Regions from separate parts of the Mus musculus genome. Here region 2 is linked to region 1. The links are chromatin loops, found by intact Hi-C in ENCODE. Cell type or tissue: left cerebral cortex. All regions are shown on one strand. Each heading gives the region's core, and the rest is flanking DNA. Links, peaks and the distances in the headings are about the cores only. Region 1 overlaps Bnc2 (basonuclin 2). Region 2 has its middle 6.9 kb from the start of Gm33410.

What was found. Hi-C counts contacts between places; a loop is a spot of excess contacts. Peaks named below come from ENCODE experiments on the same cell type or tissue, not always from the same donor. Only the 100,000 strongest peaks of a DNase experiment are listed, where the experiment ranks them.
Region 2: it touches region 1 in a loop (2.1-fold over the local background); 4 of 42 quality-filtered maps call a loop at or near these places.

What each region holds. Positions count from the first base shown.
Region 1 is chr4:84,667,284-84,672,664 of GRCm38, reverse strand. The region is part of intron 1 of Bnc2 (basonuclin 2); the gene reads left to right. Among named protein-coding and RNA genes, the nearest start is that of Bnc2, 5.4 kb to the left of the region's middle. In left cerebral cortex, for the core only: no CTCF peak of the experiment used is centred there; a DNase peak (open chromatin) is centred at 2,838.
Region 2 is chr4:84,062,860-84,068,240 of GRCm38, reverse strand. No RefSeq gene overlaps it. Among named protein-coding and RNA genes, the nearest start is that of Gm33410, 6.9 kb to the left of the region's middle. In left cerebral cortex, for the core only: a CTCF peak has its summit at 3,415 (motif pointing left); a DNase peak (open chromatin) is centred at 3,432.

The DNA.
Region 1 (5,381 bases), core at 189-5,188:
ATTTGCATTCCACGACTGTCGTTTGATTACTTTTATCTGCGAAGCTCCAAGACCGGCCCAGACCTCTCGTTTCATCTTGCCATGTCACGAGTCAATGCTGTGTCGTCTTTTCAAAAATCTGCCTGATTTAGACAAGAAAGAAAAGTACTTTCATGTTGCAGCCGCAGTCCCCTGCTAACTTGTCAGCAGCAGGATATGATTCACTTGGGCCCAGAAGAATGGAACAGAGAGGCGGGTTAGACGGTTCAATAAAGCCCACGGACAGGTAGTGTGTGACGTCCCCAGAGAGCTGCAGTTAATGAAGAACAGGTCTGCTTAGTTCTCCACGCGCTGACCTGGTGCTGTCCCCACAGTTTTCTCATTTGATCTTTCCCAGCAAATTGATCTTTTCTTGTATTTTTTTGCCTTCCAAGTTAGTCCTTGAGGGACTGAAATTAGCAGAGCAACTTAAGTTGGATAATACAGCTGTTCAGAAAAGAAGAAATTGGACACTGGCAAAAAAAAAAAAAAAAAAAAAAGAGGGGGGGGGGTTGGGGGTGGGAGAGGAGAGAGAGCTAGTCTTTTTGTTGTTCCTGGGAATATTTCCTAGATTAAGGGAGTCCAAAGTAGGTGATGACTCGAAGCTAACGGTTTCCCTTACTTTAAATTTAGAGTTAAGCCTCAGGGCTATTTTAAATATTCTGTAAATGTTTGAAAGATGGCTTTAGCAAGGATGAAGAGTTTGATTTAGCAATGCTCATATTCACTTGTTTGGCGTGATCTGCCAGTGTAATAGTGGCTTTTATGGCTGTTGTAAGATGAACAAAACATCAATGGCACACTTCAACTATGTTATTTATAGTCATCTAAATAAGTACAATTCCCAAATATTCAATACTGAATTGCTGAAAAGATTAAACAATAAAAAAGTCATTAACAGCATTGTGTATAAATATTATGGTGCATGAAGATTTTTTTTTATGAATCAGTATCTTTGTTTTACATAAATTCCACAGATGCACTGTTCATAGGGTGGGCTAGTCTCTCCTCTGAGGTTTTTCTTTTTAAATTTAAAGGTACACTTTTAAAATTGAGACCAGGTTACACGTTGGATTTCTTTGAAGGGTTCACATGTTGGTTTTTGAGATTAAAATTCATTTTGTACAAGGTGAGTAAATCTCAGTTGAGAAAGCATGCACAGTTGATACTGGCTACAGTTTCACTATAGAGGTCTTGTACAGAAAGCTTAGGTTGGGAGCGATTAATAGTCTTAACTTGATGAATGTATAAAGGAGTGGTGTTTTCTGAATTCCTCTGCAGATGGTCTCATTTAACATCTGCATCCTGACAAGAAACAGAGTTTAAAACGGCAGTTCTCCTGCAACATCTCTTCTTGGTCAGGAGTTACATAGTATAGCTGGTTAGTAAGCTCTCTAAAGAGCTAGAGGGAGCCTCATGATTTTATTAGATATACTTAAGGTTTAAAAAAAAAAGAACTCTGGCAGTCAGAATGTTGCACAATAACTGGCTTAGAGTTTAGGCTTGGAGGTGACACCACACCACACACCACACACACACACACACACCAGTGGTGATAGCAACAGAATTTCTTTTGAGAAAGTTAAGGAGTCAGCTAAGCTTTCTAGGACTCTACCTTGTAGGTGATTTGAATGAGGTAAAGTGCAACCAAATATTCTAAGTGTTTGAATATGTGTAACCACTGGGTCACTTTGTCAACAGAAGGAGTTGTTCTCATGTTGGCAGGCCCACCTTCAAACACCATCAAGAGCACCTTCCTAGGCAGCCACAGAGGAGAAGGCTACCCTCCTTAGGTCACTAAGACAGCTACTTGTCTCCAGAGATGATGATGTGAAGTAGTTCTGCCTACAACTCCAGGTTCTGGAGAAAACATCCCTGCAAAAGAAGGGGGCTTTGTGTTGTCACCATAAACAGCAGATCATTTTAAAACTTGGCATATTATTAATCAGTAAATAAGCTACATTTAAACGGCAGAGTTGAATGTTTTCCTATTTACTCTTTGGCATTTGTTAATCAGTCCAACCAGTACCATTTGTGATATGTTTATATTAAATAACCAGCGATAGTGATTGATTTTCATTATTCATATGCTACTTTTTAGGGGCATTATTTTGACATTTATTTACCGTTTAAGTAAATCTTATATCCAGGGAGATAAACTGCTCAGATTTGTCTTCTTGCACAGTAGCTCTCATTATGTTGCTAGCCAATAAAAGTCTTTATTTGCTGCTTATTAGAGCCCTCAGTACACTCAAAAGTTCAGCTATAATTTAATTTGGGTGTTCAAAGAGCCTCCCTTGTTTTAAAACACGTTCTCAGTATGTATTCCTTTATCATTTGTTGTGAGCCTATATTCTAACTCATGAATATGCATAAGAGCAGTAGTACAGACATGCCATTTTAAAAGTTTTTGCCATAACAGAAGTGTACCATTTTAAAAAAAAAATTATGTATATAACAATGTAAATTCTGTCCTTTCTACTGCAATTTCCTAGGCATTCTGGAGCATTTTCACTTTTCCCGTAGTCATTTAAATTGTTTAGGATTTGTTCCCCAAGGCATACAACCTTGAAGGTGTGGTGAGACAGGGGAAAGCTAAGTTTTGCAGTCAAGAGTTCTGGTTAAAGTGCTTTCACTGTCATAGCCCCTTGAAATTATGATGGGTTTGTTTTGTAATTTACAAATTGCCAGAATGGTAAGTTCTTCATAGCAACTGCTGGGCAGTTTTACAGAGTCCAAGATACTGGCGGGTTTCAGTTGAAGTGTAACTGATTACACAAGCTGAGGACCAGAGCTCCAGTATCCGGGATCCTTCCACGGGGAAGGCAGGCTGTGGAACTGCTAAGTGAGTCACTGCATGTGTGTCTCACCAGTGGGAATCACATCCAGCCTTGTCTTCTACAGACAGGATTTAAGACTTATCAAAATGTACAGTATTGTCTTCGAGCTGGGGGTTCATGAGTTCGCTGTCCCAGCTCTTTTGTGTGTTTAGAACAAAGATGTAACAGCCCACACAAAAACATTTTTTCTCTTATTATGACCTTAAACATTTGCCAAAAGTGCCCCATACTGAAATTCCTTTTTAGTATCTTTTTCCCCCCTTAGTCCAAAGCCAGACGTGTACCCAGACACAAAGCCTCTGTGTACAGCAAGCTGTTTTAAATATTGTGACTCGGCACTGTGCTGTCCTTTCTCTGCTTGAGCCAAGGATCTCTGCTCAGTGTCTGTGGATTACCAAGCTCCTTCTTTATTGTATGTCTTGTCAGCTATTCCTATTCATTTAACCTTTCATTAGTGTCTGTGCAGCTTCACTGTCTGCAAAGGCAAGGAGAACCCGAAAGGCCCCACTGTCACAGTTATTAGATTTCTTCGTTACATCCCAGCAACCACAAAGAAGTAAGAGTGGAGACTATTGTCGTGCGTGCTGCTGTCCTGGGGTGCAGCTCTTCTGTGCATGTCAAGGACATGTGCCACATGTTGATATGCGTCCCAGGAATAAATGCGCAACATGGGGGATAGGCTGACAGAGGCAGTAATGAGCTTTGTAGGAGTTATTTCGAAGACTAACAGTTAGTGAAGGAATTTTGCTTAACCGGCCAAGGAGATAGACGGAGTTGAGAGTTGCCAAGATCTGCCTGTGCGGAGCTTGTCAGTCACATTGTTTTCATCTAAACCTCATTTGAGGGGAAAATTGAATACCTTTGACAGGAATGAAAGTCGTCTTTACTCCTTTAATCTTGGAGGGAGGGGGAAAATGTTATTTCTGATGACTATTATGGTGCATTATAACTAATTTTGTATCAACTATGATATGTGAATGATTATGTTACTGTGTCTCTTAATTTTTACACACTGCAAAATCATGAAACAATATTTTAATAGGCATGTGTATGTTTTATAAATCTATTTTTAAAAATGGAGCACATGAATCTCCTTGTACTCCTGCTTTGCTGTGGCTCTTCATGTCACAGTGTGGCTATCACCTGGTTTTTATACATGTGTTTTCATGGTTGCTGAAATGTGGAGAAGAGGAATGGTTACGGGTCATTTTCACATAATAATAAAGACAAATAGTTGGAGATTTAGAATGGAAAGGGTTTCATTTTTAAGCATCATAATGAACTCTCAGAGCTGGGAAGGGAGCTTAGTTGGTAGAGCGCCTCCCATGGTAGCATGAAGACTTGACCTGACTCCACAGCATGTACAAAGGGCCCAACATGGTGCCCTGCACTGCTGCTCTCCGTGCTGGGAAGGCAGTGACAGGCAGGTCCCTGAGGTTCACTGGTCACCCAGCATAGCCTCATTGGTGAGTTCCAGGCCAGTGAGAAGAAAGCAGGGAACAACAATGAATGTCATTGGTTCTGGTGTCGAATCTTTACCCGCTCAGTGTTTGGAGATGTCTATCTTGGAAAGCAGTTGTTAAAGGGAGCATACAATGTAACAGATTCCATAAAGGCTTTTCAGTGTATACAGTTCTTTCTACAGGCAGTTATGGCACTGCCTGTTCACCCCTATTAGCCAAACAACCAGTTTGGTAATCTCTAAGGCTGTCTCCCCGCAAGTGCTTGATGATAGAAATGATAGTGGTTTACTTGTAGTTTTAACTACTTTATTGTGAGATGCCTCACATACCATGTAATCATCATTTAAATTGTACATTAATAATTATAGGATACACAGTTTCTTTTACCTTCATCAATTTATGGATTTTTAAAAAATTATTATGGGTAATGCTGCTGAGAACTTTCCTTGGGAGAAGGTCAGATGTTTTATAACCCTTGGGTGCACACCAATAAGAAGAATTGTTGGATCATGTGGCCTTCTTTGTTTTCCATTTCAGTTGTCTTCAAACAAACAAACCAAAACCAAAAACCAAAAACCAAAAAAAAAAAAAAAAAAAAAAAACCTCTTGTGGTCTTAAAAAATACCACGTGTGGTAAAAGTTAGGTCTATATGTCCCGTGGTACCTGTTGCTTCTCTCTTTTACCAAGTAGGTTTCAGGGGTTGAAGTCAGGTTTTCAAGCTTGGCGGCAAACACCTTTACCTGCTGAGGCATTCGTTTGCCCTAGGTTGCCGTTTTATAGTTGAGGTCTAAAAGCTGTTGATACAGTCTGGTTACAGTCCTCAATCTGATTCAAGGTTTGCAAACGCTTGCCCCCATTCAATGAGCTGTCTTTTTACTTTTTTGATGTCCTTTGAAACAATTAAAAAAGGTTTTTTTTTTTGAAAGGAGTTTAAGAATATTTTTTTTTCCAACCAAGATTTTATTGCATGTTAAATGGTAACAACTCAATTCAAGAGCAACAGTGACCCTCAGAAAAGTTCCTCGCACTGTCATCTATCAGGGTAGGATGAGACCTTTT
Region 2 (5,381 bases), core at 308-5,307, 600 kb after region 1:
GACAAGCACATTAATGGAGTACCACGGGCAAATGCTTTGAGCTGTTGGAAAGAGTTAATAGTTAATGGACATTGACTCAGCGTTAGAGTAGCCGTTCTTCCTCTGGGGGAGGAGCAGGAGAACACTGGGCTTGCTCAAGAAGAACAAAGTGATTTCACAAGTTGCCATTCCCCTGCCCTCCTCTAACTCTGCACAGCTTGCCACAGCAGGCATCACTAATACATGGACCAGAGTCCTCAGCTCCCGATTCTAGATACCTCTTAACAGCACTCTTGCGGTCTTGGTCTTCCGTGCAGCACAGCAGACCATAGTTTGTGCTCTGCATGCTTGGTGATGTTTAGCACATCTGTCATCTCCCCCACCTCGATCTATTTTATGTAATTGACTTATACCAACTTTTTTTCGTTTGCATTAAGATCGGGCCCTTTTGTGAGAGCAGTGTCCATAAAGTAGTAGGTTTAATTTAGCGACTGTATGATTCTGAACACTGGTTCTAGGGAAGCACACGTAATGATGTAATGTGTGGTGGTCTAGGAACCCCTCAAGGTAATGTTGGCAGGTTTTCTAAACTTGCTGTGTGGTGGGCATGGCAGCAGAACATAGCTTTGGAGATTGAAGGGTCTTGGCTGGACCCCTGGAAGACTCTGCACCGGCTTTCCGTCCTCGGGTAACTGATGTGTAATCTCTTTGAATTCCATAAAATGGAAGTATCAGGACTTTCTTTGCAGTACCATTTTTTAATTATTATGATTAATTCTTTGAAATGTTGCAGAATACACTTTGGTTATATGTATTCCTTTTTCTCCCCTATCTTCCCACCTCACTTTGTGTCTTGAAAAAACAAAAAACAAAAACAAACAAAAAATCCTGAAACCAATTTGTGTTGCCCAAATACTCTTAAGTGTGGGCCATCTGATGGAATGTGGTTGATTTACCAAGGACCCCCGTACTTAAATACCTTCTTCTTGCCAGTGGGCTAGGGGAGGGACCTCATGACCACCTCCCACCTCCATACTGGTTATGGCTTAATTATGACTTAGTTCTGCACAGGTCTCGTGCATGATGTCACAACATAGTTGTAACCTACCACCTCTGGCTCTTAGAATCTTTCCATCCCCTTTCTTCAATGGGCCCTGAGCCTTGGGAGGAAAGGGTGTGATGTGGATATCTCATTTAGGGCTACACACTTCCCAGTCTCCTATTCTCTATGTTGACCAGTTGTGTACCTCCTTTAGCCACCATCCACTGGGGGGGGGGGGGGGATGCAGACTCACAGGATTCTAACTCAGTATTGCTTCTCCACTGGAGACAATCTCAACTTTGAGAAAGTACACATAATTTCCCTAGAAAGACAAGCATATTAATGGAATATCGTGAGCAATCTTGAAGGTCAAAGTTAATGTACTGTAATAATACAGACACAGCACCTAGCAGCTTTTGGGCATAGTAGATGCTTAATAAATGGCCACTAGTGGAGATCTCTGCATGTTGATAAGATTGGGGCTGGTATCATCACTTGTAAGCCTGTCTGAAAGTCCCTTCCCTTCCCCTTGCACCCCAGCTGGACCCTGTCTGTCCTGATGCCTGTAAACATTGCTGAGAAACTGCAAATGATGTTCTTTGAGGGTAGATTTTTCTACCCCCCACTAGCCAGAGAGAGCCTTCCAGAATTTCTCCTCCACTGTTTCTCAGAGGGATATAGTGTTATTGTCAGGGAATTGTGTTCAGTAACAGGATTCCTTCATAATTAGGGAACATGTTCATTTTGGTGATACTATTTCCCCAGGGACTCTGGGTATCTTAATTGCATGAATGGGTTTTCTTTCCTGTTTTGTGTCTGCTATTATTTCTCATGTTTTTCTTCTTATAGGGGATGGGATAAATGAAGCACACCTATGAGCAAGGTCTCTGATTTAAGGACCAGAGCATAAAACACACAGCACTTCACCATCCCCGGTGACCAGCAGATTGCCCGGGAGGCTCCATCTCGGTTTCTCCCTAGACAGACTAACACACTTATTCCATCAGTTGATTTTGTTGATTCTAAGCCACACAAGGCACTAGAAAAGCTGTATTTTGTGGTCATCCCAGTTTGCCTATGAAAAGCAGATGACACAGTTGTATGGCACTGACTTCTCTCACGAGGGTTAGTTTGAAAGCCGTCTGTGTTTATTTACTTTAAGGGAGAAAGTGGTGAAGGAAACAGCAAGCTGGGTGTGTTGTGAAGGCTTCAGGCTCTGTGCAGCTCCTTCCTGTGACTTCCTCGGGACAGAGAAGGGAAGACACTGGCCCGCCATCGTAGGTGGCTTGCTCCCTACACTGAATGGACTCTCCCTTACTTCTTTCTCCCAAGCTTCCCCCCCCCCCCCAATCCACTCTTTGGGTCCAGACCAGTTGTCCTCAGGATGGGAGAAAAATATTGGGGCCTCGCTGACAGCCCTGGGGACAGATCTGGGTCCTAAGCAGATGGTTTCTGCCAGGGGAGGGGAGGGAAATTCCTGATACAAAAACAAGATAACTGAGAGAGAAAGAGAGAGAGAGGCAAGAGCCAAAATCATGCCCGGAATGTAGGGAATTCACAGGGATGAGAAAGAAGATGCAAACAATGTACAGAGTGTGAGGGGGCCGGCTCCCATCTCCACCTCTGCTTTATTCTCTCCGAACAAGCAACCTGTCTCTTCCAAATGGACAGTGGCAAGCCCTCAGGCACTCCTGGCCACCTTATTTCTGACTGGCCGTGAACTTACGGGATCATGCTGCCTGTGTGTGAGAACATGTGTACGCGGTGCAATTAAAAAGGAAGTCAGAAGACGGAACAAATCAATGGCTACCGATTCATAATAAGTTCCTTTCTATATATTTATTTATTTTCCTTTTAGCCACTAAAGGAGCAACAGCAAACTTGCAGCGAGCAGTTGTTGCCAGAGGGTGAATCATGGCTATATTGATTTGATTATGTAAAAGCTCAGAGGAACCTCAAGCCAGATACAGAAATATCTCATAGCCCTGAACCCTACGGGACACACACTAGTAAAAAAGCAATCTTTATATTGTTCCTGATAAAAGCATCATTAGTTTCCTCATAGTGAAACCATTTCTCTGCTGATACAGTATATGGTTTTCTTTTCCTCTAGAATCCACTCAGACATAATTAACACTCAGTTACTAGACTTGAGGCTCCCAGGAGTGCCCTGCTAAAGTTAGGGAGGGGTTAAGAGTTAGAGATGGTCAGGAAGAAAGACTGAGACAGGGTGGTAACAGAGGGAGAAAGGAAGGGGCTGAGAGGAGATGAGGGAGGAGAAAGAGGGAGGTCGAGGCAGGTGGGGGGAAAGTATGGAATTTCCCCTTTTCTGTGGTTTTGAGCATCCCCCTGCCTGGCTTGCACAGCTGTAAGCGCCGGCGCGGTGGCGCCCTCTGCTGGGCGAGTTTATCCTCCCAGCTTTGGAGCCCCACAGCCGGGAAAGCCCCATTCTGCACAACACTCTTCCATACTTAGGTGCTTTGCTTCCTTAAGAATAACACTTCAGACATCACCTTCCAGGGAGGCGTCTTGAATGGTGCCTCTGCAGACAGACAAAAGCTGACGACACATGCGCTGTCTGCTACAGCTGCAGGAGCAGCAGCAAAGCTCCATTGCCTTTAAAGATGGGGGTAAAACGCCTGACTGAAGCATTCCTGGAAATAACAGGGTGGAGTTTGCTGGGTCCAGACATTTTAAGGGTTGAGGAAATGGAAGTTGGGAGCAACAAAGACTCCTGCTTTTAGGGCTTCAGGTCCTGCCTAAGGGACGTCTTGGCCACCTGTGGCCTAGAGAACCCACATAGCAGAGAACTCTGATCTCAGCCTGGGCTTCAGTTTTGTCAAGAGAATAGAAACGCCCAGCGTGCTGACCAGCCTGTGCACTGCTAAACAAATAATGACCCTCTCTGAAAAGGAAAATTGTTGATTTAAAAGTCTTAGATTGGAGGGTTTGAATGTACACAGCAGGAAGAAACCAGGTCCCACTGGAAGTTTACGCTAGCATCCTCTGTTTATGTTAGAAAGCCTATGGCAATACACACATATACACAGTGGCCACGAAAGCATAAATAAACAAAGGAACACTTTTCACACATAGGGACACAACCAGAACCACATGGTTACAAACTTTCAAACTCCAGCATGTCTTAACACAATCTCAGAGCGGTGGCAGCTTGCTCCTTAGCCCTGTCCTCAAGTCTTTTCCTCTGTTTAAACAAAGCTGGTGCATGAGGGTGGGAGTGGGGGAGCATGAAGTGGAAAATCCCCAGATTATCTAGGACCCCACTGTTCAACACTGGGGGCTCAGCCCGATGCCGCTTCCCAGACAGCAGAGTCCCCGTGCTCTCGGAGACACCTGTCTGTTGAAGACTTTACCCAGATCACAGGGGATTAAAGAGAGGAAAAAAAAAACTTCTCAGAGAACTTAAGATGCACACCACAGAAGACTGGTGAGCTTAGTGGCCAGTAGGATATGGGTTCTGAGTCACCTCAACGCATTTGGTAGTAGTGTGCCTTCATCTCACCGTCTGCAAACAAACGATAATGGCAGAAGTCCCTGCCTTACAGCCCTTACACTCATAAAGTGGGCAGATGGTTCAGATTCCTTCAGAGTGGTATTCGGCATATGGTAACCACCACGTGAAGAGTTTTGTCAAGTAAACATACACAGTTCTCACTAATAATCCTGAGACCCTCTTCTATAGCCCCATGAGGTAAGAAGAGACAGTGAGACCCGGTCCCTCCTCTTGGAGTCTTAGGAGTCTCTTCCCGTCTCTCGGTAGCAACGGTTTATTGGATGCTATACTAATATGATACTTGACCTTTGGAAAATCAGCTTGGATAGCAGGCTTCACCTGCAAAGCCCTTACACAATTTCAAAGATCTTATTTAGTATACATTATTTTTTAAAGTCAAATAGAGGAAAAGTTTTATTCTCATTTGAGAGAGCAATTTGAACCTATTTATTTTTACTTCCTTTTTTAAAAAAGAAAAAATGTCAAACTCTTAATCAGTATTAGATTGTGTGGTAGTCTGAATAGGTTTGGCTCCCATAGATTCGTGTGTTTAATTATGCTTGGCCACAGGCAATGGCACTATTAAGAGGTGTGGCCTCGTTGGACCGAAGTGTGTCACTGCTGAGATGGGCTTTGAGACTTCCTCAGCTCAGGCTCTGTCCAGAGCTAATGATGACAGTCTCCTTGCATCTGCCTTCAGATCATGATGTAGAATTTTCATCTCCATTGCCTTTGAAGTTCTGGGTAAACCAGCTGACTGAAGCACTCCTGGAAGCAACAAGGTGGAGTTTGCTGGGTCCAGACATTTTAAGGGTTGAAGAAACAGAAGTTTGGAATGGCAAAGAC